3 separate regions of the Homo sapiens genome follow, and all the other regions are linked to region 3. The links are chromatin loops, found by intact Hi-C in ENCODE. Cell type or tissue: Calu3. All regions are shown on one strand. Each heading gives the region's core, and the rest is flanking DNA. Links, peaks and the distances in the headings are about the cores only.

What was found. A loop is a pair of places that touch in the nucleus more often than their neighbours do. Peaks named below come from ENCODE experiments on the same cell type or tissue, not always from the same donor. Only the 100,000 strongest peaks of a DNase experiment are listed, where the experiment ranks them.
Region 1: a loop joins it to region 3, with 11 times the contacts of the local background. A loop is called at or near these places in 55 of 110 quality-filtered maps.
Region 2: it touches region 3 in a loop (8-fold over the local background); 10 of 110 quality-filtered maps call a loop at or near these places.

What each region holds. Positions count from the first base shown.
Region 1 is chr9:73,076,034-73,086,669 of GRCh38, forward strand. No RefSeq gene overlaps it. Among named protein-coding and RNA genes, the nearest start is that of ANXA1, 71 kb to the right of the region's middle. In Calu3, for the core only: no CTCF peak of the experiment used is centred there; a DNase peak (open chromatin) is centred at 6,158.
Region 2 is chr9:72,954,434-72,965,069 of GRCh38, forward strand. No RefSeq gene overlaps it. Among named protein-coding and RNA genes, the nearest start is that of ALDH1A1, 6.7 kb to the left of the region's middle. In Calu3, for the core only: no CTCF peak of the experiment used is centred there; no DNase peak of the experiment used is centred there.
Region 3 is chr9:72,865,410-72,876,045 of GRCh38, forward strand. LINC01474 (long intergenic non-protein coding RNA 1474) reads right to left here and starts at 8,700. Exons shown (of 4, transcript NR_121181.1): 1 at 8,659-8,700; 2 at 7,618-7,746; 3 at 6,700-6,822; 4 at 6,319-6,607. In Calu3, for the core only: a CTCF peak has its summit at 6,349 (motif pointing right); no DNase peak of the experiment used is centred there.

The DNA of each region.
Region 1 (10,636 bases), core at 4,872-7,371, 210 kb after region 3:
GGGAGGCTGAGGTGGGCAGATCACCTGAGGTCAGGAGTTCAAGACTGGCCTGGCAAACATGGTGAAACCCCATCTCTACAAAAAAAAAAAAAATTAGCTGGGTGTGGCGGTATGTGCCTATAATACCAGCTACTCAGGAGGCTGAGGCAGGAGAATCACTTGAACCTGGAAGGCAGAGATTGCAGTGAGCCGAGATCGTACCATTGCACTCCAGCCTAGGCAACAAGAGCAAAACTCCATCTCAAAGAAAAAAAAAAATTAAGTTGGTTTAAATAGGTCTTATTCTTCATTGTTTACCAAATCAGATGGTGTGGAAATTTGAATTTGGCTTCCCCAGATAATTCTTATGCTAGTAATCTTCAGAAAAAATACCAGGATCAATACACTCTATTACTATCATGAAAATATAATGAAAAATAATTTAATGGTATAGAGTTGACCATAGGAGAGTTGCTTCAATGTTATCACAGATGTATAGGATAAAGCTGAAATTGCTTCATTAAAGAGCTGAATTTTAATAGTTACTGATATAATAAAAGTATAGGAGCCTCTAAATACAAAACTATAAAAATGAAATGAAGTAATTGTGTGAAAGGAAGATGAAGAACATTTATTCTATTGCTTGCGAAATATAAATATATCAAATTTATTTATATATCAAATTTACATAATATGGATTTGATATATTTATATTTCTCTTCAAATGGAGAACTTAGAAATTCACTAGGCAATCATTACTTTATTCAAGGCAATTTTATGAATTAAACAAGATGCTAATTATACTATCAATAGCATAACTGTGCTTTTTGACTCAAAGAAAATATAACTTGAACCCACAATGATGTGAAGTTTCTTCTATATAGATCTTTGTTTATCCTGCTGATTTGTTTCCTCATTATTGGCTTCTTAAGAAATCGTTGCTCAACTCTGATTTTGTGTTTCAGCTTTGAGTCACATTGAGACCAATGAACATCTTTCAAGTATTTGATTATATTTGTGATTATATGTAGGGAACTTCTTTTCTTCCTGTTGAAAAATGATTGGGACTCAAATAACAGTAGTACTGACCATGTATCACTCAGTGTGCCATAACATAAATTCTGCATCATTGGTCAATTCATTTATTCAATCTTTTATTTCACTCCACACCCATATGGGGTGACTATGATGCAGACATGTTTATATACACAGCAGAAACATCACTGGAAAAAAACAGACAAAAGTTCTTGCTCTCATGGAACTTAGATTCTGACAAAGAAAGATATCAAATAAACCTTAAACAAATATAAATACACTACAGATATATAAATTATGTAAAGTGGTGGTAAGTGCTGTGAAGTAATGTGTAGTAGAGTAGGGGGGATAGAGAATGATAGTGGAGAAGGGGAAGGATGCTCTTTCATATGAGAGTCAGGAAAATCTCTGATAAGGTGACATCTATTCATGGAGTTGTAGTGAAGGAGAAATCAAAATGGATATCTAAGGGAAACACCTTCCAGGCAAGTAAGACCCTGAGACAAGAATATTCTAAGTATATTCAAGGAATAGCAAGAAGGTCTAAAGGGCAGGATATGATATTCATTTTAAAAGTTTGCTCTGTTTGCATATGAGAATAGATTGTAGAAAGGCAAGTGTAAAAGGCTATTACACACTTGCAAGATGTTTACTGAGAGATGACATTCAGTTTAGTTTGCTGGCATGGATCAGGATTTAGAAAAGAGAATGAACCTGGAGGGACAATTTGAAGATATTCAGAATGACTCTGCAGATTTTTCTTGAGTAGCTAGAACTATATGAAGATCAGGTGTGTGTGTGTGGGTGTGGGTGTTTGCATGTGTGTGTGTGTGTGTGTGTGAGAGAGTGTGTGTTGAAAAGGGGTAGACTAAAATAAATCAAAGTCCAGTTTCAGATAGCAGAAATTTAAGATGGCAACTTGACAGTAGATGTAAGCCAAAAAATGTATAAGTCAGGTGTATCCAGGAGATGTTGGGACTGAAGATATAATTTTAGGAATTTTTTAAGCATATAGTTGGTATTTAAATACTTGGAATCAGATGAAGTCACCTACACAAGGAGTACTGGTGGAGAAGAGTTTATGAAAATAAAGAGAAATCAGCAAAGGGGACAGCAAATAATTTTTTTTCCAAAAAGAAAGGGAGTCATTAGCTATATCAAAAGCTGTTAATAACTGAAGCAAGATGATTATGGAGAAATGACACTGAATTTTTCAGTGTAGAAGTCATTAATGGCCTTGACAAGATCAGTGTATGAAAAAAATTTTGTGTTTCAGTGGGCAACTAAACATAGTCTGACAACTCTTTTAGGGTATCAAATTCTACCCCTGCTCATTGTCTTTGAGCTGTTTTGCAAATCTTTGTAAGTGGTAGGTAATTGATAAACAAATTCTGACTTGTCTGTTAGTGACATTAATTGACTTTCTGTGTCCAGTTTGGTAGTGATCTAAATGAATGTGGAAAAATCAGTTTTGTCTGCATTTCCAATTAATTTCAACATTCTGTGCTCTAGATAAATTAGCGCTGTTTGACTTTTCCTTTGAATCAGTTATAACATCTCCGTGGCTCCCTCATATTATGTAAGTAAAATTATTTAACACATGTTCATTTTCATATCTGAATGAGGGTTATGATTTCACCTTTTTCTGAAAATTATCTTTTTAGCATTAACGTTGGTGTGGTGATGTAGGCAAAAGACTGGCTCAGAGGTACTTGACAGAAAATGGAAAATGGGGTCAAAATGGTTGATTTGATATTCAGAAAAACCTTTTTTGGTAAAGCACATTGAAAAATCTCAACACAATTTAACAATTTTTTAAATTATGGTAGGAAAGTAAAAATAAGGGAATCTAGAAGCTTGATATAAGAAGGCAATCCAGGCCTGGCGTGGTGGCTCATGCCTGCAATCTCAGAACTTTGGGAGGCGGAGGTGGACGGATCACTTGAGGCTAGGAGTTTGAGATCAGCCTGGCCAACATGGCAAAACCCTGTCTCTACTAAAAATACAATTATTAGCCAGGTGTGGTGGTGCACGCCTATAATCTCAGCTACTTGGGAGGCTGAGGCACAAGAATCGCTTGAACCGGGAGGCGGAGGTTGCAGTGAGCAGAGATTGCACCACTGCATTCCAGCCTGGGCGATAGAGTGACACTCTTTCACAAAAATAAATAAATAAATAAATATAAAATAAGAAGGCAATCCAGAGGAGTGAGTGAGTACTGGATCTGCTAATGTGAGGGGTCATGAGCTCTTGGGACAGGAAACAAAGCTTGAGACTAGAGCTCTGGTAGGATCCACAGCATAATGCCGGGAGCAGCAAAATCTCAAGGGAAAAACCTGACTTTGCTTTAAAATGGAGATGTCTGAAATACTTGTCTGTCCTGAACTTAGCTCTAGATAAGCTAGAATAAAAGAACAATTATCTGCTGAGAATTTCTAACCACAAGGTGGCACACACCTTGTTTGTTGAAGAACTGAGGTACAGCAAGGTGTGGCTAGAACACTGAACCAAAGGAATTGTGGTATGACCTTAGTTAGGTCTTGGCTGTCATCTCCTTGTTACCCTAACATAAAAGGTTGTGAACAATAACTTCTCTATGTCACTGGATAATTCAGCCATGAGGCTCTCTCTTGATTCACATCATAAAAACCCAAACATTATTCTTTTGTTGCCATGCACACTTGCAGGTACAAGGATGTTAAAATCTACACACCCCTCCCTAATTCTTATATTGCAAAAATTTGCCTGTTACATAATAATGATAGTTCCTTGAGTTTTTATCAAGTATTATGTTTACCCAGAAAAGAACAGTATTTTAAAAAGGTATTCTTATACAATTCTCCCCACTTTTTGCATTTTGTATTTTCTTTGGGACAAAAATGTTATTTGCCTTTGTTGGCAGGGACAGTTAGTTACATTTTTAGGGGAAAATCTCAGAATGAGAAACTAAACTCGAACTAAAATAAATATAAGTCTTAGTAAAAAAATCTGAGAAATCAAATGTATTTATTTAAAGTAAGCTTAGATCTTTTTTTGAGCTCAAATCCCGTGATAATTCAATCTGAATTTATTTTGGTGCTCTCTCACTCACACCCATCTTATGAAAACCAAAGCATTTGGGGGTCTTTTACTCATCCGGTTACCACTGAGATGCCTTGTCTAAACTTACAAGGGCTACTGAAATCTGAGAACCTTGGGTTTTAGTGCCATCTGGAAGCCCAGTAAACTTTGCAAAGGCTGTGAAACTCAGCCTAAACTCCAGCCCCTCAGGCATACTAGGCAGCCACACCCCTCCCACCTAACCCAAAACTCCGCTCACCTCCTGCAATGCTGTGAAGGAGAAAGCTGTAGGTTCCCTGGGAGTCTGCAGATCTCTCTTCCCATCCTGGACTTCTGGGGCATGCCTCCCCTCCCACCTTCTCTTTTCCACAAGGCACATGTCTCCCTTTCCCCTATCTGGCATAATTCCCTCAAGGAGTGCCAGGAAGGCAGATCATCTGCTGGATAATTAGCCTTTCTGTCCTACAGCACAAACCTCCTGTGAGGTTAAAAGAATGAAGGAGCTGGCTGCCTTCTTTAAGTGGACATGAATGTAAAAAAGATCCATGAAGCACAAAACACAAATTCTGTCTCGATTAGCTATGTTGATTCACAGCTTGTAGCCTCTCCTCATAACCTGAAATACCTGATAAAGGACGGCACGCTCCATCAAAACATACTGTCCAATTTGTGAGTGGTTGAAGGAGTGCCCCAAACCTCCATCGGCGGTCTGGCCTTTATAATCTTACACGCACAGTGTTTTATTCCTGAAAACTAAAGCTGAAGGAGAAAACTTAAATTACAAATGTCATCACTCATTTACTTAAAAATTATCTCCTTCTGTATATGCAGATGCTTCTTATTCTCTTGCAATCTTTCCAAGCCCTTTGCACTAGCTGTATTCTTTAGCACATTAAAGAAATAAAATCATTTCTTGACTCTCATGGGAAGATAAGATGGAAATGGCAAGATACCGCTGGGAATAATAGGCAGAGGAATGTTGCTTTTGATAAGAAACCAATAGAACTATACCTACTTTCTTTTTCTTTTCTTTTTTTTCTTTTCTTTTCTTTTTTTTTTGAGACGGAGTCTCACTCTGTCGCCCAGGCTGGATGCAGTGGTGCGATCTCGGCTCACTGCAAGCTCCGCCTCCTGGGTTCACGGCATTCTCCCGCCTCAGCCTCCAGAGTAGCTGGGACTACAGGCGTGTGCCACCACGCCCGGCTAATTTTTTTTTTTTTTTTTTGTATTTTTAGTAGAGGCAGGGTTTCACCGTGTTAACAGGATGGTCTCGATTTCCCGACCTCGTGATCTGCCGGCCTCGGCCTCCCAAAGTGCTGGGATTACAGGCGTGAGCCACCGCGCTCGGCCGAGCTATACCTACATTTTATACATGTCTTCAATGACACATTTATGATTAAACTAAAGATGTTGGAATGAAAATGACAAGTGATCATTTCTCAACATACAAGAAAGTCTATCTCAGTGTATCCATGGGCCAGGAAGAGAATACACTTTAATAAATGTGTTTTTTTGGGGACTAGCCCAGGCTGAGAAAGGAAAAGTCTCTGGTAGTTCCATCAGGTCTTAGTTTCCTGGGTATACATAACTCTGTATTATTTGGCTGAGAAATTAAAGGATTTTCCTTCAGTGTATTCTTAAATCATATTATACTGACATTTTATTATTCTCATGTTTTCTTTCATTATGAAAAAATTGTTGGGGAGGTGAGCATTTGCAAACCTCTTTTTATATTGCGTTTATTATGTGGAACTGGGAATCTCTGAAACTCCTTTTACTTTGTACTAAGTGGCTATGGAAAACATCTTTCGAGAATGAAGGACAAATTCTCAGAGGAAAAATACTGAATAAAAGGTTTCAACTCTTGCTGGCATTACAGTATTTCCTCACAAGGGGAGTGCATTTCAAATAGTCTCTTTTTTTGTGTAATACAGAGGAAAGCATAATTTTTTCTAAAGTTGGCATCACTACAAAAAGTCAGTCAATGCTCAACTTCTGGTATTTGATTGGTTGTGAGGGGTTTTGCTTTGTTTTGTTTCTGTATGTGGAGAGGAAAGGGACCAAGCCAGCCTTTCTGGATTTTGGAGCTGATATACTCTAGCACCACCTACTGGGAAAGGGTTTATAGTGCCCCAAATTATAAGAAACCCAAACTCAAAATCCTCTGATGCCTTCTCTCAAAACTTTCATTTATTTTTCTTCTTTTCCTATTCTTTTATTTTCTGTTGATTTTCTATTCATTTTTGTTTGTTTCCCTTTCTCTGGTATAAATACTCCAGCTTTCTCAATGTAATTCTCATACACAACTCTAAAACAACTCCCTAGAACAACTGCTTTTATGGCACGTGGAAAGGTTGGAGATGAGAAAAAATCAAGTCTATTTCAGGTCATATGTCTTCACCGCAAATGATGATTTATGGATATTAAATTCATAATCCATTATCTTACCTGTTAAATATTAATACTTAATATTAATATTTAATATTCTCAAGGCCAGAATCCATTGAATCATAATTCTTCCACTAACTAGCTATGAGGCTGTATAACCTCCCTAAGTCCTTATTTGCTCACTTGATAAAAAAGCAATGCTAATAATACATGTTGGATAGGAATGCTTTGAGAATTAAATGATATGTGATGTATGCAAACTTCAGCAGAGCACCTTTCGTGCAATGCACAATAAAAGTTTTCCATTATAATTACTCTTCTGAGGACAAAGTTCATGTTTTCATTCATCTCTGTAGCTTCAGAGTGCATAATAGAGGGTTTACATATTTCCTTCTATGTCTTAATATATACTAGAAAATTAATTGTGTAGAGTACAGTAGAAGAAAAAAACATTATTGCCATGACTATGAGCTAGCTACTCTGCTAAGCACTTTGTAGGTGTCATTTCATTCACTAGATAGAGGATACAGAATCTTGATTTTTTCCATTCTCAGTGTATTAGTCTGTTTTCACAGTGCTATAAAGATACTACCTGAGACTGGGTAATTTTTAAAGAAAAGAGGTTTAATTGACCCACAGTTCCACATGGTTAGAGAGGCCTCAGGAAACTTACAATCATGGTATAAGGCAAAGGAGAAGCAAGTACCTTCTTCACAAGGTGGCAGGAGAGAGAGAGAGAGATCAGGGGAAAGTGCCTCTTTTAAACCATCTCACCAGATCTTGTGAGAACTCCCTTACTATCACAAGAAGAGCAGGGGGAAACTGCTCCCATGATATAATCACCTCCCACCAGGTCCCTCCCTCAACATGTGGGGATTATAATTCAAGATGAGATTTGGGTGGAGACGCAGGGCAAAAACATGTCACTCCATTTCATAACTAACTTTCTAGGTAAAATCTGAGCACTCCTCCCAAGGGCTTAGTTTTCTTCAGAAAGGAGTGGGCTATACCGTCTCTAAAATTTCTTTCAGCTCTATTATCTTTACTGTAATTTTGCCAGCCTTAAAATTAGATTTGGGTATAATTCAGCAATTATACTGGCTGGGATTCTGCTTCTTTCCATTTTAAAATGAAAGAAGCAAGAATTATGGGTAACTAGAACAAGAGGTATCAGAGGTCATCTAGCCAACCTCCATTCACAGATAAGCAAACAAAAAAACAAAAAACACACACAAAAAGGTGAAGTATTTTCTGCCCAATGTCCTAACACTAGATGTAGCAATATTAAGAGTTTAGTCCAGAAAATTTGGAAGAGGTGGCACACCTGGATTTTGTATGCTTTAGTTTCTCCAGGATAGAAACAAAGGAGAATGTAGTGTGGCAGTAAAAATATGAGTAAGTATATACATATCACAAATGACAACCTAAGGAAATCCACAATATTAGATTTGGTGTAGACTTCAGCAAATCCAAAAAGGCTAAGACCATCTAGCTTATAACATGTATCTTCAGAAATATTCTGAGGTATAGCATAATGGAGTGATTTTTGAAACAAGAATCCTCTTTCCTTTTTATTTAAGTCTAAATTTAAATTACATTGTAGAAAACTTGAAAGGAATATGAAAAAGTCACCCACAATTATATGACACTAAATGAATGCTTTGATAGTTAAAAATATTTCTTACTATGCATATATTTTTTCTATGCATATATATAGTAATTATAGTATGCATGAATTAGTTTTATTATTTGATTACAGTTTGGCATATTGTTACATGATCTCTGTAGGCATCAAATGCTTGCAACATTATCCAGCAAATGATCATATAATTTATCTTAACATCCACCTATATCATTGAGCATTAAATTTTTCCTCTTCTCCCCTTCCCACCCTCTCTCTTTCTCCCTTCTTTCCTTCTTTGCTTTCCCTCCCTCATTTCCTCCCTTCCTTCCTTCCTTCCTTCTTTCGTCTTTCAGCATTTTAAATAATGCATTGTATTTATGGCTTTCTCTGTGTTTTAGGGTTTTCTATCAAATAAACTATCAGAATGGTTGTCAAATTGCTTTGTCAAATTACTAACTGCTTTCTTCCAAAGTGTATAGTATTTAACAATGCCATTGGTAATATAACATTTTACATGTTTTTCTCTACTCTCAAATACAAGAGGAATGAACATGTCTATTTAATTTCTTTTCATTACTGACATATTTAGACTTATTTAAATCATTTTATTTTGTATTTGTCCCGCTTTGTTGATGTTTGTTCATTCTTCCCCTTCCCCTTTCTTTTAAATTAATGACTATTGTAATACTATATATTTTCTTTATTGGTTTGGAAATAATATACTGAATTTTTTGTTCCCTGAACTTAAATTAACGTATGTAACTTAAAATGTATACATGAATTAAACAAAAACCCAAGCATACTAACTCCGATCAGATGCCTCCTGACTGTAAGTCAATATTATCCAGTATTTTAATTCCATTATGATTCTTCAACTTTATTTATTAATTCATATTCAATGCTTACTTAAATTTACCCATAGATTTACTAATTGCTTTGGCTGACGTTACCTCTTGAATCTCAGTGTCTCCTTTGGGGTTGGATTTTTTTTTTTTTTCCTGTGGTTTATCCTTGAGAAGGTATGTTAGTGAGATTTTTCTGGGTACTCATTCAGTTTTCATTTTCCTGAGGTACCTTTAGCGTGTCTTTATTTATGACAATTGTACCATGTTCTTTTGGGTAATCTTTTTTTTTCAGAGAGATATTATCTTTGAAGTACTGTAGTTTGATTCTGATCTCGTTTTTATATAAGATACAATCTGCGAAATGCAATGTATGATATGTAATTTAGTGGTATACATAGATGAATTTATATATTTATGATCTATATGAAGCACTATAATTTATCTTTCAATACATATATTTTAATATTGTTTTAGATTTGGCTCACGTTTGGATCTAAAGATTTATATTTTTCATAAATTTTGGCAATTTTTGAGCCATTATATCTTCTTATAAGGTCCTTCATCTACTCTTTTTTCTTGGATATTTCTTGGACACTCCAATTTTATCATTCTGTTATTTTATTCTATTCTATTCTGTATTTTTATTAACTTCTCTTTTGTAGATCGTATCCCTCTATGTCTCTGTAATCTGAATAGCTTCTTCGGCTCTACCTCCAAGTACTCTCACTCTACTTATTGTGTAACCTGCTATTTAATCCACTCAATTAATTTGTATGACTAGAGACAATACTTTTCTATTTCTAGAAGTTCTACTTGGCTTTTCTTTACATATTCCTACACTCAACCTAAAGAGATGGGCAGCACTCTCGTTAGCTAGTGACACCCCCTAAAAAGAGGGAATACTGTGCCAGGAAAACTAGCTCCTGTCAGACCCTGCAAGAGAACATGGCTTTTCTCTCTCCCACTATCTTCATTAGCATATAAGATGATCATATTTTTTCTCCATTTTCTGAAGTTTATGAAATGTATTTATTTTTACAAAAATATAAGTTTAAAGTAATGCATGAGTTTTTAATAAAATTATAATTAGAGATATAAGAAATATGTTTATTCATTAAGAAAGAAATTAAAAGGGCATGAATATATCTATTTCTAAACTCTGAAAACATATTAAAAGCCAACATTTGACAATTCTTAGAATGTTTTCAATACAGTTCTAAGTTTATGCTTAAAAAATAAAATAGCTAAAATGTATGCACTGGTATGCAGTCTCAACCAGGTACTTTCCTAAGATCTTTCTATATATTATTATAAAACAACCCTGTAATGTAGGTTTCTTTTACCCTCATTTTAGAATGAGAATATTGTGACACAAAAGGATAAAACTCATTTGAAGTTACATAATTAGGAAGTGATGGAACTGGTTTTCAGATGCATAATTTGGATTCAGTTTACATGGGTTTTAATTCCTGTGGCATTATAATTTTTAGGTATTTGACAATTAGGAAAATTAAAATCAAATTTCAATCAACCATAGACATTCCTTTAGCAGTCCTTTAAGATCATGTCCATTCAGTCTGGATAATTCTGCTTTGATGTGGTGGTTCATTGTTTTTGTTTTATATTTGTTTTCTTTTGTTATTGATAGTCTCTGTTTGCCCATTGACTATTTTTCATGTAATAGGCAAAAGGAATAAAAATAAAA
Region 2 (10,636 bases), core at 5,396-7,895, 89 kb after region 3:
AGCCTCTGGGCTGGATGGTTTCTGATATAATTTACTTGACTCTATTTAAAAGAAACTGTAGATGATAGGTAAATTAATGGGTGTAGTTGTTTTCCTATAGAACTTTATTTAAAAAGACAGAAGGCAGGCCAGATTTGGTGCACGGGCCAACTCCCTAGATTCTAAGGCAATATCATTCCCAATGCCTTTGACTCCCCCGTGTCTTATGTTTGATGACCAGATAGAAACTTCTGTGTTCTTTCAACATTTCTCTGTTTCTTTCTTTTTGGAAAGTCTAATTGTTTTCTCTCTCAAAAATGTGTTTTGAGTTAAATGCACAATTACACAACAGCTGTTACATAACTTGAGAGTGGCGCTCTGGCCATGCCCAAACAGCTGTGTTTTGCTGCTTTCTTCTCCCAGAGTCACAGTTGTTTGTGGATTCAAATACTGGTTTATTTGATGTCCAGGCGATGAAAGCTCAAGGCTTCATAACATACTTGGCTTGTCATCTCACTTCTTATATGATCATTCTCAATTGTATTTTATTGGATAATTATGTAAGAACAGTCCCTTTATACCAGGCATTCCTGAATGTAGGCAAAAGGAGTTGCTTTGGAGACAGGTTACCACACCTGCCCATTTAATTTCAGCAAATATTTACTAAGTATCATTTATGCATCCATAATTCTTTAGCCCTAACCTCACTTAAGCAGATCTTTTCTGCCTAGAAACCACAGGGCCTGAGACCTATATTTTTGAGGTAAACATCATCCTGCCCTGAGAGCTTATTTTGTAGAATAGCATATTTCTGGGAATTGCTGCATATGAGGAAAAGATTTCATCAGACTACTTCTATTCCTTACAGAGGAAATAATGGCTTTTGTGAGAACCTAGGGACCAAGGTTGCACATTTTAGAACTGGACCCAGGATTGTACGTTTTTATGGTATGCCAGGACTATGCAGCAGAGGAGGAGCTGTCCCTTTAACTTGAGAGTAATCGACAAATGATGTTTCATCTTCTTTTTCCTCCTTATGAACAAACTAAATCACACACACACACACACACAGGCACACACACATATGGAGAGAGAAGCAAGAAACATAAGAGGATAGTTTATTCATCTCTTGAATTTGACTTCTCCAGCCATTTGTGAAAGCTTTCATTATACCAAGAAACATATAGATTATGACTTCAACCATTCTTGAAACTACTCTTTCATTTTACAACAAACATCTCCAGAACTCCGTCCAATCCTCAGTTCCTGAAAAGATAAAAGGAACCTAATCTGCCACCCAGGACTTAAAATTTTTAAAAAAATGTTGAAAAAAGTCATATGATGAATTAAAAATAGCTTCTGCAATGGACTGAATTTTTTTTGTCCAGTCACAATGGATATGTTGAAATCCTAACCCCCCATGTGATGGTATTAGGAGATGGAGCCTTTGGGAGGTGTATTAGTCCATTCCCATGCTACTAATAAAGACATACTTGAGACTGGGTAATTTATAAAGGAAAGAGGTTTAATTGACTCACAGTTCAGCATGGCTGGGGAGGCCTTAGGAAACTTACAATCACAGTGGAAGGGGAAGCAAACACGTCCTTCTTCACATGGTGGCAGCAAGGAGAAGTGCTCAGCAAAAGGGGGAAAACCCCCTTATAAAACCATCAGATCTCATGAGAATTCACTTATTATCATGAGAACAGGATGACGGTAACCCCCCTCCATGATTAAAGTACATCCCACCGGATCCCTCCCATGACATGTGGGGATTATGGGAACTACAATTCAAGGTGAGATTTGGGTGGGAACACAGAGCCAAATCATATTAGGAGGTAATGAGGTTATGAGGGTAGGACCCTCATGAATGGATCAGTGCTTTTATAAAAGGGACTCCAGAGAGATCTCTCGCTGTTTCTGCCATGTGTGGATGCAATGAGACATTGGCAATCTGTAACCCAAAAGAGGGCTCTCACCAGAACCCAACTATGTTGGCACCCTAATTTCAGACTTCAAGCTTCCAGAACTGTGAGAAATTAATTTTTGTTATAGCAGCCTGAATGAACTAAGACAGTTTCTTTTCATATTTCCTGATTTCAAGATGCTGGAACCATTTATTGAAGATGAACCTCTCCTACTCCAGTTACATGACCACTCCCCTAACTATTCTCTGTTGCCTTAGCATGTCTGCCTGTTGGTAAACCTAGCAAGAAATCTATCCCTATGCTTTTGATTACTACATTTTTATCAGATACCACATTGCTCTTATGCTTATTTGAGTTTTAATAATTTGGGAAAAGTGGATCTTGTATGTAGTGAGAGAGTCTGTACTTAGTTGACAAGTTGATGTTAAAAATGGAAGTGGAAGGCAGAATTCAAGTATATGAACATATGTATTTGTTGACTAATTTCTGTTCACATGCCATTCTTCTTCAATTGGAAAAATTTCCTCACCTCTGATTTCTCCTGCTCTTTACATATCTTTTCATTGTTCTTCTCTTTGGCTTGTGTTACTGAGATAGGATAGATGCCCCTCTAATCTGGTCTAACCAGGACACTAACTGATTAGTAAGGTCACTAAAAGAAACAGTACATTAAAGCCTCTGTAAGATAATTATTTGAGTTTAAATAGGTTTTTGCTAAACCTTATGGGTTGAGGCCATTTCTTGGAACTGGATTTGCTGCTTGGAATTTGAAATAATCTTGCATAAATAGTACTCATAGTGTTTTGTCTAGTTTCCAGTTTGCTTCCTTAATGTGTAGAAAGAAAGACATGAAAGACATCAATGAGTCAATCAAAATGTAGACTACTTTGAGATTTCCACAATTTTTTCTTTTTTTTTTTTTTATAATTCTCATGCAGATTATCCAACAATGTGTTTAGAAATTTGATGATATTGTTTGTAATATATTCAGTTTAATTTTCATATAAACAACTTTTCTTACCACCCCTGCCCTGGCAATGAATCAATATTTTGAAGCTATTGAAGGGGACCAGAAGACAAATAATTAAAGAATAAAGCTCTATAAACTGGAAAACATAAGACAATGGATTCTTTCCTAGAATCTCTGGAGAGAGCCTGACCTGTCCACTCCTTTGATATTGGCCAGTGAAACTGATTTCAGATCTCTGGCTTCTAAAAGTGTTGTTTTAAACCGCCAAGTTTATAACTGTTACAGCAGCCATTGGAAACTAATGCACTAATCAATAAAAGTTCAAGTTCATAGGTGTCAAAATGTATATGTTGTCATTGATCATGCACCCGTCATTCTTTGTGTCATTCAGGTTTATTGTTACTATCTAAATATTCTAATTTAAATAAAGGTAAGCTTTCTATCTGTACCTTACAATGAAAAACTCATCAGGTGTTTTATATATTTTATATACATATATATTTATGTATATATATGTATGTGTATATATAGAGAGAGTAAAGATGAGAAAGAGGTTTATTTGGCTCATGTTTCTGTAGGCTGTACAAGCATGGCACCAGCATCTGCTCAGCTTCTGGTGAAGCCTCCGGAAGCTTTTACTCATGGCAGAAGGCAAAGGGGGAGCATATATGTCACATGGAGAGAGAGGGAGCAAGAGAGAGGGGGAAATGTGTCAGGCTCTTCTTATAACCAGCTCTCCTGTAAATTTATTACCGTGGGGAGAGCACCAAGTCATTCATGAGAGATCCACCTGCATGACACAAACACCTCCCACTAGACCCCACCTTCAGCACTGGAGATTACATTTCAACATAAGATTTGTGGGGGAAAAACATCCAAAATATATTATTCTGCCCCAGTTCCCCCAAATCTCATGTTCTTCTCACATGGCAAAATACATCATTCCTTTTCAATAGTCCTCCAGAATCCTAGCTTGTTCCAGCATCAACTCAAAAGTTCGAAGTCTCAAGCCTCATCTGAGACTCAAGGCAAGTTTCTTTTACCTGTGAGTCTGTAAAATAATAAACAAGTTGTTTACTTCCAATATACAATGGTAGTACAGGCACTTGGTAAACATTCCCATTCCAAAAGGGAGAAATTGGCCAAAAGAAAGGGGCAATGGGACCTACACAAGTTCAAAATCCATCAGGGTAGTTGTTAAACCTTAAAGCTCCAGCGTAATCCTTGACTCCATGCTCAGCATTCTGGTGTGAGAAATGTGGTCCTGAGGCCTCTGGTAGCCCTGTCCCCATGGCTTTGCTGGGCACAACCCACATGGCTGTTTGCAAGGGCTGGAGTGAATGCCTGCAGCATTTCCAGGCTCAGAGTACAGGCTGCTGGCGGCGCTCCCATTCTGGGCCTAGAGGGCAGTGGCCCCATTCCTACAGCTCCACTAGGCAATGCCCTGGTGAGGACTCTGTTTGGGGCTCTAACCCCATTTCCACTTAGCACTTCTCTAGTAGAAGTCCTATGTGGGAGCTCTGCCCCTGCATCAGGTTCCTGCCTGGGCACCAGTCTGAATACCTGCAGACTTAACATTGCATGGAAGCTGCCAAGCCTTATGGTTTCATCCTCTGAAGCAGTGGCCAGAGCAGTGTCTAAAGCCTTTTGAGCCAAGGCTAGAGCCAGAGAGGCCTGGTATGGGGAGCAATGTCCCAAGGTAGTGTAGGGCAGCAGGGCTCTGAATCTGACCCCGAGAACCACTCTTCCTTCCTAAGCCTCTGGGTCTGTGGTGGGAGGGCTTTGAAATGGCTTTGAGGCCTTTCTCTCCTTGTCTTGAATATTAGCACTTGGCTCCCTTTTAGTTATGCAAATCTCTCTAGCAAGTGGTTTTTCCTCCAGCTGGTGGATTCTTCTCCCGAAAATGCTCTTTCCTTCTCTACCACATGTTCAGGCTGAAAATTTTCTGAATTTTTACACTCTGCTTTGCTTTTAATTATAAGTTACAACTTTAAGTTTTTCCTTTGCTCCTAAATCTGATCATAGGTTGTTAGAAGCAGCCATGCCACATCTTCAGTGCTTTGCTGCTTAGAAATTTTTTCCTGCCAGATTCTAAGTCATTACACTTAAGTTTAAACTTCCATAAATCCCTACAGCATGGACACAATGCAGCCAGGTTCTTTGCTAGGGCATAACAAAGGTAACCTTTGCTCCAGTTTCCAATAAATTCCTTATTTCCATCTGAGACCTCATCAGCCTGGTCTTCACTGTCCATATTTCTATCAGCGTTTTGGTCACAATCACTTAACCAGTTTCCAAGAGGTTCCAAACTTTCTCTCATCTTTCTGTCCTCTTCCGAGTACCCCCTCCCCAACAAACTCTTCGAATGTCTTCCTGTTACCCAGTTCCAAAGCTGCTCACATTTTCAAGTATCTTTATAGAAATGCCTCACTCCTTGGTACTAATTTTTGATGTTAATGCATTTTATGTTGCTTTAAAGAAATACCTGAGACTAGATAAGTTATAATTTTCTTTTAAAGAGGTTTATTTGGCTGACAATTCTGCAGGCTGAACAAGCATGGCACCAGCGTCTGCTCTGCTTCTGTTGAAGCCTCAGAAAGCTTTTACTCATCGCAGAAGCAAAGGAGCAAGTATGTTATATGGTGAGAGAGGAAGAAAGAGTTACATTTTAAAAACCTTCCAGTTTTGGTTGCATTATAAATCTTTATTATATTGCAAACGTATTATGCAATAAATAACGATTTCTGTGAAAGCTTTTGCTTTTTAAAGTAATTATTATATTTGGAGAATATAAAACTTTTGGTTTGCATTTGCTTGCTTGAATTTGTTTTCACATTTTAAAGTTATACATACATATCCAGATCTATGACCACAATCCAAATTTATCTTCCAGGCCCTGGCTTTGCATTTCAACTGCTGGTCAGATAACTAAGCTAAATGCCACACCTCATCATGTTGCTGGGTTTGCAAACCTGAGAGCCAGCATATTTGTTTTATGTGGACTGTGCAATACTGTACAAATTAGAAACATTTTAAACCCCAGATTTTAACTTCTTAAACTGTCAGAAGACCTGAAGAATAGTTTTAGCCTCTCTGCTACACATTAAAATCACCTGGGGAATTCAAAACAAACAAACAAAAAATAAAAGATTCTGACTCTGTAGGAGTAGTTTGAGCCCAAGTGCGTTTAAAGTGCCTTAGGTAATTCTAATGTGTGGTCAGCTGTCAGAATCATTGGAGCAGCTCTGGGTTCCATTTCCTCATAATGCAACCATGAAGCTGAGTAGTAAAGGTTCTCAAAGTTGGAGCAACAACTACATCCACTGGCAATCTTTTAGAAATGCAGTGTCTGACCCCATCTTAGACCTACTGAATCAGAAACTCTCGGGTGGGGCTCAGCAATTTGTGGTGTAACAAGCCCTCCAGGTGATTCTGATTCATGCTCAACTTTGAGAATAACTGCACTCCAACATAGACCTCGATCTATCTCTATTATTTATTCTAGTCGCCTTTCACTTAGGTTACTACCTAGTCCTTTATTTTATATTTTAAGACCACTAAAGGAACACATTATCATTTTTGCAACATAATCTTTTTCTTGAATTTCCTGTCTCTGATTAGGACAAAACAACACCAACCGAACTTCAGGCATTGGCAGTTTCTTGACTTTTTTTTTTTCTGTTAAAATATTAATTTTATTTAATGAAACAAATTAACACTTTCAAATTTCCAGTGTCCTTATATTTTAGATTTAGGTTTTAAAGAGCATACAGCTGGACTGCTTTTTATCCAACCTGTCTTTATTTAACGTTTATGTTTAATATGTATTTAATGTGTATATATATTTACTCCTTTATTTATATCTATTGTAATTACTGATGTACTTGTGCTTTCTCTTTGTCTTTAGATCAGTTAGGATTAAATTTGGCTGCCTCTGATGCAAAACCCAAAATAAATATTCAAGATGGAAATGGATTCTTCTCTCACATAAACAGATTGTAAGCAGGTTGTCCATGGCAGCCATGGTGTCAGAATGGAAAGACAGAGGCTGCTTCCAGCTCACTGCTCTAACATCCCTAAGGTATGGCTCTTTGCCTCCTGATAAGAGAAGACTGCTAGAACTCCAACCATTACATTTAAATTCCAGGACTCAGAGGAAAGTGACAAAGCTCTAGGGTCCATCTACATTTTGAGGAGGTTTCCCTGAAGCTTGGAGCTCATTGACCTTAGCTTAGTCTCATGTCCATACCTAGCTATAAGGGTAAATAAAGATTGTAAGCTTTCTCTAGGTAGCCTGGTTCATAGTTAAAAATCAGTGCTTGTAAGGGTTAATATCCAGAATCTACAAAGAACTTAAATTTACCTGAACAACCCCATCAAAAAGTGGGAGAAGAATATGAACAGACACTTCTCCAAAGAAGACATTTATGTGGCCAAGAAACATATGAAAGAAAGCTCATCATCACTGGTCATTAGAGAAATGCAAATCAAAACCACAATCAGATATCATCTCATGCCAATTAGAATGCAGATCATTAAAAAGTCAGGAAACAACAGATGCTGGAGAGGATGTGGAGAAACAGGAATGCTTTTACACTGTTGGTGGGAGCGTAAATTAGTTCAACCATTGTGGAAGACAGTGTGGCAATTCCTCGAGGATCTAGAACTAGAAATACCATTTGGCCCAGCCATCCCATTGCTGGGTATATACCCAAAGGATTATAAATCATGCTGCTATAAAGACACATTCACACGTATGTTTATTGCAGCACTATTCACAATAGCAAAGACTTAGAACCAATCCAAATGCCAATCAGTGATAGACTGGATAAAGAAAACGTGGCATGTATACACCATGGAATACTATGCAGCCATAAAAAAGGATGAGTTTGTGTCCTTTGCAGGGACAGGGATGAAGCTGGAAACCATCATTCTCAGCACTCTAACACAGGAACAGAAAACCAAACACTGCATGTTCTCACTCATAAGTGGGAGTTGAACAATGAGAACACATGGACACAGGGAGGGGAACATCACACTCGGGGGCCTGTTGGGGGGTGGGGGGGGTTAGGGGAGAGATAGCATTAGGAGAAATACCTAATGTAGATAATGGGTTGATGGGTGCGGCAAACCACCATGACACGTGTATACCTATGTAACAAACCTGCATGTTCTACACATGCATCCCAGAACTTAAAGTTTACACATAAAAAAGAAAGGAGTGCTTGTTGTATTAAAAATGGGGAGAATGACTATTGCAGAGGTAACTAGCAGTTTCTGCTCCACACTCTTCTTCTTGCCTATCTTCTGTTTTACTGATTATAATTTATTTATTCCTGGCCGGGTATGGTGGCTCACGCCTGTAATCCCAGCACTTTGGGAGGCCAAGGTGGGCAGATCACTTGAGGTCAGGGGTTTGAGACCAGACTGGCCAACATGGTGAAACTCCATCTCTATTAAAAATACAAAAATTAGCCAGACGTGGGGGCATGTGCCTGTAGTCCCAACTACTCAGGAGGCTGAGGCAGGAGAATCGCTTGAACCTGGGAGGCAGAGGTTGCAGTGAGGTGAGATTGTGCCACTACACTCCAGCCTGGGCGACAGAGGAAGACTCCATCTCAAATAATAATAATATTAATAATAATAATACTAGTAATTTATTTATTCCTACTTTTTCACTTCTGTTCTTGTTTGGAAGAAATGCTTTTTGTTAACCTAAAAATTTTAACAAACTTACATGTAAATATAATTACTATTTTTTTCTTACAAAGAATTCAGGGATTTTTGAACACTCTCATTGTCCTATTCTACATATTATCGTTGTCTGTTATAAATTTTTGTTCCACCTTGATTTATAGCACCCAAATGAGTCATAATTATATCATTATTATTTTATTCACTCAATTCCTATTTTACTTTACCTGTTTATTAAATTTTCTTCACTTATTATTCATTATTTAATCTCAGTATTTCCTTCTTGGCTTAATTTCACTATTTGAGAGTCTGTAGAGGTTCACATTCTTGACCAGTCTTGTCAGGAGATTGTGAACTTTGCTAGTTTTTCTTTTTTTCTTTTTTTTTTTTTTGAGACAGAGTCTCGCTCTGTCGCCAGGCTGGAGTGCAGTGGCTGGATCTCAGCTCACTGCAAGCTCTGCCTTCTGGGTTCAAGCGATTCTTCTGCCTCAGCCTCCCAGGTAGCTGGGACTACAGGTGCGTGCCACAACACCGGGCTAATTTTTGTATTTTTAGTAGAGATGTGGTTTCACCATGTTGGCCAGGATGGTCTCCATCTCCTGACCTCGAGATCCACCCACCTTGGCCTCCCAAAGTTGCTGGGATTACAGGCATGAGCCACTGCGCCTGGACTAGTTTTTCAAAGAATTTTGGACTTTGTTGATCCTCTCTATGTTTGTTTGTTTTTATTAATTTCTGTTCTTATTGTTTCCTTCATTCTATTTTCTTTAGGTTGTTTTGATGTTCCTTCTCTAACTTCTTGATACTTAGATATTTAATTTTCCAGCTTTTCTTTTTTTTTCATTTAAAGCCCTAAATTTCCCCCTAAGCATGTCTTTAGCAGCATCCATAAGTTTCTGTATAGCATTTTCTCGTTTGCTCAATTCAAAATACTTTTTAACTCCCATTATGATCTTTTCCTTGATTCATGGGTTATTTTGATGTGCACTTTAAAATTTCTCTATTGGTTAGTAATAAACAACCGCAAAATCTTTGTGGCTTACAAGAGTAAGGCTGTTTTTTATGTGCTTACAAGTTTAGAATAAGTAAATACACACACACACAAATATGACATATATATCCCATTTATTTCTTCTTTAATTTTTCACAGTCATTTTTTGGTATTTTTTATATTTAGTATAAGTGATAAACGACTTGGATCTTTCTAAGTTTTTCCAGACTTACTGAGGTATACTTGACAAATAAAAATTTTATATATTAAAGGTATACAGCTTTATAATTTGATATATGTATACATTGTAAAATGATTACTAGTGCAAACTACCATATCAATCATCTCTCATAGTTATGATTAGAATTCCTTGTTGTATTAGGTTGGAATTATATATTATTTTTACTCTTCTTTTTGTGGTTATTCTAGAAATTGCATGTATTTTTTAATTTATCAAAGACTAAAATTAATTAGTACTTTTACTCTTTTCCTCAGTGAATCCAAACACAATAGAACATTTTAAATTCTATTTACATCTCTCCCAACATATATCATTGCAACATCATTGTTCTGGATATTTACTTCAATGTTTAATGCATATTAATATTACTGGATATTCTATTTTTTACTCCAGATTTATTTCACCTTTTTTTTTTATGGTGAGAACACTTCAAATCCACTCTCAGCAAATTTCAAGTATGCAGTACAGTATTATCAACTATATTCACCATGCCGTACATTAGATTTCCAGAACTTACTCATCCATATAACTGAATATCTATACCTTTTGACCAACATATTCCCATTGCCCCCACTTCCTTCACCTGGTAACCAACATTTTTCTCTTTGCTTTTATGAGTTCCACTTTTTTAGATTCTGCATATAAGTCAGATCATGCGTGTCGTTCTGTGTCTGGCTTATTTTACTTAGTGTAATGTCTTTGAGATTCATTTGTGTTATTGCAAATGGCAGGATTTCCTTCCTCATAAAGGCTGAATAATATTCTACTGTATATGGATCCCACATTGTCTTTATTCATTCATCTATCCATGGATACTTAGGTTGTTCCATATC
Region 3 (10,636 bases), core at 5,223-7,722:
TGAAAAATATATTTATCTTTTCTTATTCCAGTGGCAGAAAAATTTTACATAGAAACTTATTAGCAATAATATAAAAAGTTACAGTAATAAGTTGATCACTTCACTGATCCTTTCAAGAAAAATTTTTATTGTGGTAAAATATACATAAAAAAATTTACCATTTTAACTATTTTCAAGTGTCTTCAAGGTTCAACCATTTTGTAGGATGTGTCAGAATGTCTTTCCTTTTCAAGGCTAAATAATATTATATATATATTTGTTTGTTTGTTTGTTTATCTACTCATCCATGAAGGGACACAGATCACAGATTGCTTTCACATTTTGGCTATTGCGAATAATGCTGCTACGAAAATGAGTATACAAATGTATACTACAGTCTCTGCTTTCAGTTCTTTTGGGTATATACCCAGGAGTGGAGTTGCTAGATCATATGGTACTTTTATGTTTAATTTTTGAAGAATCACCATACAGTTTTTCCCTAGTGACTGCACCATTTTACATTTCCAAAGCAGCACACATGGTGGAAATTTCTCTGTATCTCCACAGACCATTATTTTCTATTTCATTTTTGTCTTTTTAAATAGTAGCTATACTAATGGGTGAGAAGTGGTTTCTCATTGTGGGTTTGATTTTCATTTCTCTAATGATTAGTAATGTTGAACATTATTAATCATATGCTTTTCAGAAATTTTTATCTCTTTTTTTGGAGAAATATCTATTCAAGTGCTTTGACTATTAATCAGGTTGTTCTTTTGTTTGTGGTTGAGTGTAGGAGTTCTTTGTATATTCTGAGTATTATATGCTTATCAGATATATGGTTTGTGATATTTTCTCCCATTTTGTGGGAGAAAATTTTCATTCTGTTAGTAGTGTCTCTTGATGCACAGTAGTTTTTAATGTTGACGTTGTCCAACTTATTTTTTTTTGTTATCTGAGCTTTTGATGTGATACCCAATAAATCATTGTCAAATCTAATCTTAGATTAACCAAGATTAATGTAATCTTAGATGAGATTTCCCTATATTTCTTTCTAAAAGTTTTATCATTTTGGCTCTTACATTTAGGTTTTTGGTCCATTTTGTATTGATATGTAATATGTATACGTATTTATGTGTTACCTGTGATATTTTATTACCTGCATAGATTGTGTAATGATCAAGTCCAGGTATTTAGGGTATCCATCACCACAAGTATTTATCATTTCTATGTATTGAGAACATTTCAAGTCCTGTCTATTAGCTATTTTGAAATACACAATACATTGCTGTTAACTAGTCCATTCTGAGTTAACTTTTGTATATGGTAGAAGATGAGGATCCAAATCCATTCATTTGCATGTGAATAACCATCTTCCCAAAAGTATTTTGTTTAAAAAGCCCATCTTTTTCTCACTGAATGGTCTTGGCACCCTTGTTGAAATTCATTTGACCATATGTGTGATGGTTTATGTCTTGACTCTCTATTCTATTCCACTGCTCTGTATGTCTTTCTTTATGCCAGTACTATACAGTTTTGGTTACTGTAGCTTTGTAGTAAGTTTTAAAATAAAAAAGGATCTTCAAGTTTGTTCTTCTTTTTCAGGACTGTTTTGGCTTTTCTGGGGTCCCTTTAGATCCCATATAAGTTTTAGGATTGATTCTTCTATTTCTGCAAAAATCGTCATTGGGATTTTGATAGGGATTGCATTAAATCTGTAAATTGATTTTGGTAGTATTAATATCTTAACAATATTAAGTGTTCTGATCCATGAACATGGGACATATTTCTACTTATTTGCTCCTTATTTAGTTTCTTTTGGCAATATTGTGTAGTTTTCAGGGCATATTTTTTCCCTCCTTGACTAAATTAGTTTCTAACTATTTTATTCTTTTTGATGCTATGGTAAATGGAATTGTTTTCTTAATTTTCTTTTTGGATTATTAATTGCTAGTGTATAGAAATACAGCTGATATTTGCATGTTGATTTTGCATGCTGCAACTTTGCTGAATTTATTAATTAATTCTAATGGGGTTTTTTTTGGTGGAATCTTCAGGTTTTCTACATACAAGATCAAGTAGTCTGAACAGAGATAATTTCACTTCTTCCTTTCCAATTTTGATGCCTTTTATTTCTTCCTCTTCCTTTGATATAAGTTGGCTCTGTGTCCCCACCCAAATCTCTTATTGAATTATGATTCTCAGTGTTGGAGGAGAGGCCTGGTGGGAGGTGATTGGATCATGGGGGTGGATTTTCCCCTTGCTGTTCTTATGATATATTAAGTGATTTATCATGAGATATAGTTGTTTAAAAGTGTGTAGCGGCCGGGCGTGGTGGCTCACGCCTGTAATCCCAGCACTTTGGGAGGCCGAAGTGGGCAGATCACGAGGTCAGGAGATTGAGACCATCCAGGCTAACATGGTGAAACCCCGTCTCTACTAAAAATACAAAAAATTAGCTGGACGAGGTGGCGGGGCCTGTAGTCCTAGCTACTCTGGAGGCTGAGGCAGGAGAATGGCTTGAACCCAGGAGGCGGAGCTTGCAGTGAGCCGAGATCTTGCCACTGCACTCCAGCCTGGGCAATAGGGCAAGACTCTGTCTCAAAAAAAAAGAAAAATGTGTAGCACTTCCCCCTTCATGCTCTCTCCTGCTCTACCATGTGAAGGTCTTCCTTCCCCTTCAGCCTTCTGCCATGATTGTAAGCTTTCTGAGGCCTCCCAACCTTGCTTCCTGTACAGCCTGTGGAACTGTGAGTTAAACATTTTTTTTTTTTTTTTTTGTAAATTACCCAGTCTCAGGTAGTTCTTCATAGCACTGTGAGAACGGACTAATCCTTTCTCCCCCCTTCCCCTTCCCCATACTCTTCCCCTTCCTCTTTCCTTTTCCTTTCCCTTTTCCTTTTCCTTTCCTTTCGTTTTTTTCTTTTCTCTCCCCAGATTGCTTTGGCTAGAACTTCTACTACTGTGTCAAAAGCAGGAGGCATTTTTGCCTTGTTCCTGAGCATAGAGAAAGACTTTCAGTTTGTTATCATTGAGTATGATGTTAGCTGTGGATTTTTCATATATGGCCTTTATTATGTTGAGGTAGTTTCCTTTTATTCCTAATTTGTTTAGTACTTTTATAATGAAAAGAAATTTAATTTTGTCAAGCGCTTTTTCTGCACCAATTAAGAAAATCATGTTTTTTTTCTCATTCATTCTGTTAATGTGGTGTCTTGCATTAATTGATTTTTATACGTTGACCCATCCTTGCATTTCATTAATAAATTCCACTTGGCATGGTATATGATGCATTTAACATGCTGTTGGAGTTAGTTTGCTAGTATTTTGTTCAAGATTTTTGCATCAATATTCATCAGTGATACTGGTCTGCTTTTTTTTTTTCTTGTAGTGTTTTTGTCTGATTTTGGTATTGGGTAATGTTGCCTTTACAGAATGATTTAAAAATGTTTCTTCCTCTTAATTTTTTTTGAAAGAGTTTGAGGAGGATTGGTGTTAATTTTTCTTTAAATGTCTGATAGAATTCACCAGTGAAGCCATCAAGTTCTGGGCTTTCATCTTGGGGTTTTTTGACTACTGATTCAGTTACTAGTTACAATTCTATTCAAAATTTATATTTCTTACTGATTCGGTCTTGGCAGATTCTGTGTTTCTAGAAATGTGTCCATTTTGTCTATGTTATTCAATTTGCTGGAGTACAATTGTTCCGCTCTTATAATCCTTTTATTTATGTAAATAGGTAGTAATGTCACACTTCTGATTTTAGTTATTTGAGACTTTTCTCTCCTTTTATCAATCTAGTTAAAGATTTGTCATTTAAAAATATTTTCAATGAATCCATTTTTGTTTTCATTAATTTTCTCTATTTTTTATTCTCTATTTTGTTTATTTAGAATATTGTTTTATTTCTAAAGGATTTGCCATAATTTCCTTCATTTTTAAAAAAGTTTTTATTTTATAATTTCAACTTTTATTTTAGATTCAAGGGGTAAATGTGTAGCTTTGTTACCTGCATATATTGTGTGACAGTGAGATTTAGGGATTCAAAAGATCCCATCATCCAGGTAGTGAGCATAGTACCAAATAGGTAGTTTTTCAGCTCTAACCCCCACCCTCTCTCCTCTTTCTAGTAGTCCCCAGTGTTTACTCTTCCCACCTCTATGTCCATATGTACTTACTGTTTAGCTCCCACTTATAAGTGAGAATATGCGGTATTTGGTTTTCTATTCCTGTGTTAACTCACTTAGGATAATGGCCTTCAGCTTCATCCGTGTTGCTGCAAAGGACATGATTAGAATATTGTTTTTAAAATTGCTATAACTGGCCAGGCGCAGTGGCTCACGCCTGTAATACCAGCACTTTGGGAGGCCGAGGTGGGCGGATCATTTGAGGTCAGAAGTTCAATACCAGCCTGGCCAACATGGTGAAACCCTGTCTCTACTAAAAATACAGAAAAAAAAAAATGAGCTGAATGTGAAGGTGCATGCCTGTAATCCCAGCTACTTTGGAGGCTGAGGCATGAGAATTGCTTGAACCCAGGAAGCGGAGGTTGCAGTGAGCCAAGATCATGCCACTGCACTCCAGCCTGTGTGACAGAGTGAAACCCTGTCTCAAAAAAAGAAAAAAAAATGCTATAATTGTATAAGAACAAAATTGTCAGAAAAGTGTCCCTGGAAGAAGAAATTAAGCTGCATCCAAGAGAGTAAAGAGTTAGCAGACACCTCACTGTCCTTTTAATATGTATTTCTGTGGATAATTATAAATTAATTAGTTTAAAAAATCTCTTTGTTGACTGATAATTCAAAGAGCATAGTGACAGCATTTAATTTGCTCCTTAGAAATGTAACTTTGACAATATGCAGAAAAGATTTGGAAAAAAAAGAGACAATCAAAGCAGAGAGAGCAGTTTGGAGGGTTTTGCTATAATGCAATTGATAAATGCTCAAACTAAGACGATGACTACCAATATTTTTCCAGTCTGAAATTTTCTGTTGTATTGGTACCCTTTTTTCTTTAAAGATTTTACAAAGGCTTCAATATTCATGTAGGTAAACTTGTCACTCTTTTACCATAATTTATTATAACTTATAAAGTTAAAAGAATGTGTGTGTGTGTGTGTGTGTGTGTGTGACTTCCAGTTGCTTTTTTGTCTCCTATGGTTTTCTAAAAACTATTTAATCTTTTTTATTCACTAAGTTTTTTTTTCCATTTTCTGAAATTCATCTGAATCAGAATATTCAGGCCTTGAGACAGAAGTGGGTCAGAAATCACTCAAGGTTTTTCAAACAAGTGAATATAATACAGGAATTTGGTTACACTTAGGTAACTATGCTAAATGGCTGCTGGGAACAGCGACAGTCCTTCTGGCTGAAGGCGTACGTGGAGGTGATGGAATCACCAGAGTCCAGAATCATGGAGAAGAGAACTACCTGGGCCAGTCCTGAGACCACAAATGAAACACCACCTAAAATAGATGCTAGGATTACTGAAGGGCTGCTACTAAGCAGGTGAAAGGACTCCTTGCTGTGGGTGCTGGAAATGCTAAAAGATGATGATGAAATGCCCATTGTTCCTTGCTGCTGGAAAATGCCAATAGAAACTAAAATAAAAAAGGTCCCATCTCTCCACTCCTACCTTTCAAACTTCTACCAGTAATTCTTATTGATAGAAACTAACCAGAAGCCAATAGGAAAGTATCTTAGTCCATTTTCAGTTCCTTATAACAGAATACTTGAAACTGGGCAAGTTACAAAGAAATTTATTTCTTACAGTTATGGAAGCTGAGAAGCCCAAGGTCAAGGGGCCACATCTGGTAAGTGGCTTCTTGCTGATGAGACTCTGCAGAGTCCCATGGTGGCACAGGACCTCACATGGTGAAGAGGGTGAGTGTGCTAGCTCAGGTCTCTCTTCCTCTTATTATAAAGGCACCAGTCCCACTCCTATGATAACTCATTAATCCATTAGTCCATTATTCCATTAATCCATGAATGGATTAATCCACTCATGAGAACAGAGCTCTCATGACCCAATCACCTCTGAAAAGCCCCACCTCTCAATACTGCCACATTTGGGATTAAATTTCAACATGAGTTTTGGAGGGGGACAAATATTCAAACCTTAGCAAGTAACTAGGAAAATAGAATATGCAGGGCCCCTGGACAGTCAAAATGCCTGACACAACCTAGAAAGGCAGAAATGAAGGCTGAGAGCAACAGTCAAATGATCAACTCAAACTATTTTTTCTTTGGGGCTTCTGAGTGCCTATAACACATCCGAGAAGGTCATCTATTTGAATTTCGGGATATGTGTTTTTTCTTTGAGACATGAAAGAGAGCTGATGACTTTAAAATCTTCATTTGGATTGGTTTATTTTCATAGATTTATGTATCTCCACCAGGTGGAGTCAGAGGCCAGTTTATTAAAGGGTTAAACTTCGGAAATAAATTTGGTTAAGGATTTTAGTTTCAGAATAGATGAAGGAAAGATAAACAACACTGCTTCTTTCTTCAGATGTTCTTGCTGGAATGGTACCTTGTTATTATCATATCCGCTTTATGTTTTGTCAATGTGCCCCCGTCCTCTGGCTATAACTTAGGACACTTCTGTTGCAAGGAATGGAGACTCATTCCAGCTGGCTCAAGAAAAAAGAATGTTATTATAAATACACAACAAGGAATATCACAGACTTTTTTGGAAAAGGAACAAAATACAGCCAGAGCTTACCAGGAACAGGAGCTGCTCTTTGCTTCTCTTAAGGAACATATGGTCACTCTTATTTCTCTTGCTGATGTATTCATTATTCCTTCATTAAGTATACATACTGAGTCTCTACTATGGTGGTAGGGCCTGGATATACAGGGGTAGAAAAGATATTAAATGAGAAGACAGGCATTAAAGAAATAAGCACACACATAAAATTATAAATTGCTATAAATGCTTGGAATAAAATGTGCAAATTTGAAGAGGGAATGTATATGGGGACTTAATTACAATTAAGAGGTTAGGGAATAAACCATTATCAAAGTGACATTTAAGTATAAACCTAAAAAGATGAGTAGGAGATGGCCAGATTGACAATGGGGTAGGATGTTTGATTGCTTATAAAGGATTTGAGCCAGAAAGAATTGAACCATTTTCTATGCATACAGGAACACAAGGCTTGTTATTTAAATAGCTTATTATTTTAATATAGGGCAAACATATTTGTGGTGAATGGGGGACATTCTGTCAGAATTAGTGGAAACAGTTGTGGAAATATGTGAAATATCTATAGTGTGATTACATTCAGGTTGGTTCTTTACTTCATATTTGCTTCATGTAGTAATTGAAGATATCAATTGTAAATTTTTTATCAGCCCAATGTTTCCCAACACTTATTCATAATGTAATTTACAAGTGCATGAAAATAACTTGCCTTGCATTTTAAGTTGGCCAGTCTCCCTTCTTCTTGTGGGAGGTTTATTACACTAACTAGCAGATCTGGCTCTCCTTTGTTTCCGCTTAAATGGTTACAAGGGCAAACTTGAGCCAGGCATATAAACAGTGTCCAACCTACAAGTGATTCTTCCTTCAAACCAAGTCATTGAGACCACAGCACACCACCTGACATCATCTGGCGTGGCTGTGTACACTGATACATACCTGTCAGAGGTCAGACATACAGTCCTGTTCTTTTTGATCCTTCATATGTACCAGGCTAATTATGAATTAGTATTTTGGCCTCTCTCAGTCTGAATGTTGCTGGTAGCTTTTTTCTCTCCCAGGTCCTGACTTCACAGATAACAATCCACAATTAAACTCATTTATTTAATAAAGCTTCAGTGACAGTAAAGCTTCCTATGTTGATGTTTACTTATAGATTTGGGTAATAAACCAACAGATGGTAGATACAAAAAACTGAGTCACAACAAGCATATCCTAATAGTCTGCTAAAGTAAAAGATTGAATATAAAATAATAACTATTCTATCCAAGCTATCTAAGCCTAGATAATGAAATATTTAAAAACCTTGCCTAGAAAGCAAATATTCCCTTTAGAATTTTTTGAAAAATACCTAGAAAAGTTATTTGAGGGCAGTTTACTTGCATTCCTCAAATTGTACAATTGGCAATTTAAACGAAAACTTTCTACTGACCTTTGAAGTCTCTTGAAGTTTTTTTTGCTTGTTTATTTTGTTTTGTTTTTAATTTAAGAAAGAAGAGGCATCCAGCTCTGCCTTTTTCCCTCATTAAGACATACCAACAGAAATAACTGGCTGCATTTGGTCTTAGCCAATATCATATGATTATTTTTAGGGATTTTTTTGGCCCCCACACAGTGCATGGTTGAACTGCCAAAATATAAATCAAGATATGAAACTTACTACATTCTTCAGAATTAATAAATATTTTCCCTGGTTAAAGCAAGACTCCCATAAGCAAATCATCCAAAATAAACTAGATTAATTAGGTCCAGAATGGATAAGATAGAATATTCACAAAGGATAACACTGTATACAATTATAAATATTCATTCCTTTGTGTTGCTAATTTTAGATTAGGTCAGCCTGTGGATGTATTAGTCTGTTCTCACACTGATATAAAGAACTACCTGAGACTGGGTAATTTGTGAAGAAAAGGGGTTTGACTCACAGTTCCACAGGCTGTACAGGAGGCATGGCTGGGGAAGCCTCAGGAAACTTACAATCATGGCAGAAGGGTGAAGGGGAAGCACGCATATCTTCACATGGTGGCCGGAGAGAGAGAGAGAGTGAAGGGAGGAAGTGCCACACACTTTTAAACCATTGGATCTCATGAGAACTCACTCACTATCACGAGAACAGTAGGAGGGAAATCCACCTCCATGATCCAATCACTTCCCACCAGGTCCCTCCTCCAACATGTGGGGATTGCATTTCGACATGAGATTTCGGTGGGGACACAGAGTCAAACCATATCAGTGGACATGTAATGAAAATGAAAGAGCCTAGCACACTTTAAAAATGCTCTTCATATCTCGGTGCACTGACTAAGATGGCAGGGCAGGCTTCAAATGCCTGCTCTATCGGTCACTACTGTGCAGCTAGGCATCCACTAAACTCTTTGTGCCTCAGTGCCCTAACCTATAAAATAGGCATCATTCCAGCTTGTACACACCATAAGGTTTTGATGAGGATGGGATGAGATCAGGTTTCTAAGGTACTTGGTGTGTAAATAAGCTCTTAATTGAAAATCATATAGTATTATTAATGGCCAGTGATTTTGTTTCATTGCTTAACTCTGCCAGGATGTAACTGTGGGGCAGTGATTCTCACTCCCCCAACCTCAGGAGACATTTGGCAATGTCCAGAGACATTTTTGGTTGTGGGGGGGCTACTGGTATCTACTGAGTAGAATTCAGAGATGCTGCTAATACCCCACAATGCACAGGCAGCCCCCACAGCAAGACTCAGACAGCCCCAAATGCAATAGTGCCAGGTTGAGAAACCCTGCTCTAGTGGGCCTCCTTTTTACTGAGTGTATGTTATACAAGAGTGTGACTTTGTGTTTTGTGCTCTCTAGTTTACTTTCTGCTCCTCTCCCCAATGCTCCCAGACTGTGAACTCCTTGGGGGCAAGTTCTGAGTCATCGTTACTGTGGCCATGCCTGCAATGTCCAGCCCAAGTCCTGGCCTAGACGAGGCCTCAGTAAATGCTTGCTGAAGGGTATTTTAAAACTGCTTTTCAGAAACTCTATTGTAAAACACTAAATCTACCAATGGGGACTATGCATCGATTATTACAGTTCTGAAACTATGGTAGTTTCAGTACATTTGTTCTGACAAGGTACGAGAAAGTTTATGGCACGGTCATCACAGCACATGTTTTGGAGTTGGAAAGACCTCAGTTTGAATTCTACCCTCAATTTACCACTTAGCCTTTTGTAAGTTATAAAAATGTTGACAATAATGCATTTATTCCAGGGATGCTGTGAGAGACTTTATAAGATGGTCAGTGTGAAGAGCCTAGCTCAGAAAATAGTTCCTAGCAGCTAGGATGTGCTATGACTTCAGGCAAGTTCTCAACCCCTACCTCCCCAGCCACAGCCTTCTCTGTAAAGGGGAGATAATAACTTCCTTGTATGATGCTAAAAGGATTGAATCAGGCCATGATGTGCTTAGCAGAGTTTAATAAATGGTGACTATTATTATTATAATCTTTTCATTTCAGTGGCAAAAAAACTGAAAAAAAATAAATAGTTCTCTGTCTTGTGTTTTTCACTTATCCCATCTCTTTTATTAATACTCCCCAAGAGCAGCAGGAAGGAAACAAAACAAAACAAGAGAGGCCAAGAAATGCATTTTAAAATATTTTTCTCATATTCCAAAATAGTGCCATGAATTTAAAGCTTTCTTCAAAAGAAGCATTGGACTCCCTTGTTCTTGTAGCTTCACTGGCTGGAAGAGGCATTGATAGCCATTACTTGTGTTTCTGGGTCACCCTTCAAAGTATTAAATTATTTCACAAAGATTTGTTTCTTTTCATGTGACAAGAAAAAATAAATTGTGATGATTACTGTCACCTCCTGCCCCTTCTTTTTTTATTAAAAAAAAATCACAGGTGAAGCTGCCAAAATATTGAAAAGTTGTATATATCAAACATGTACCAGTGCAAGGGAGAGGAAACAGGAAATAGTATGGGGGC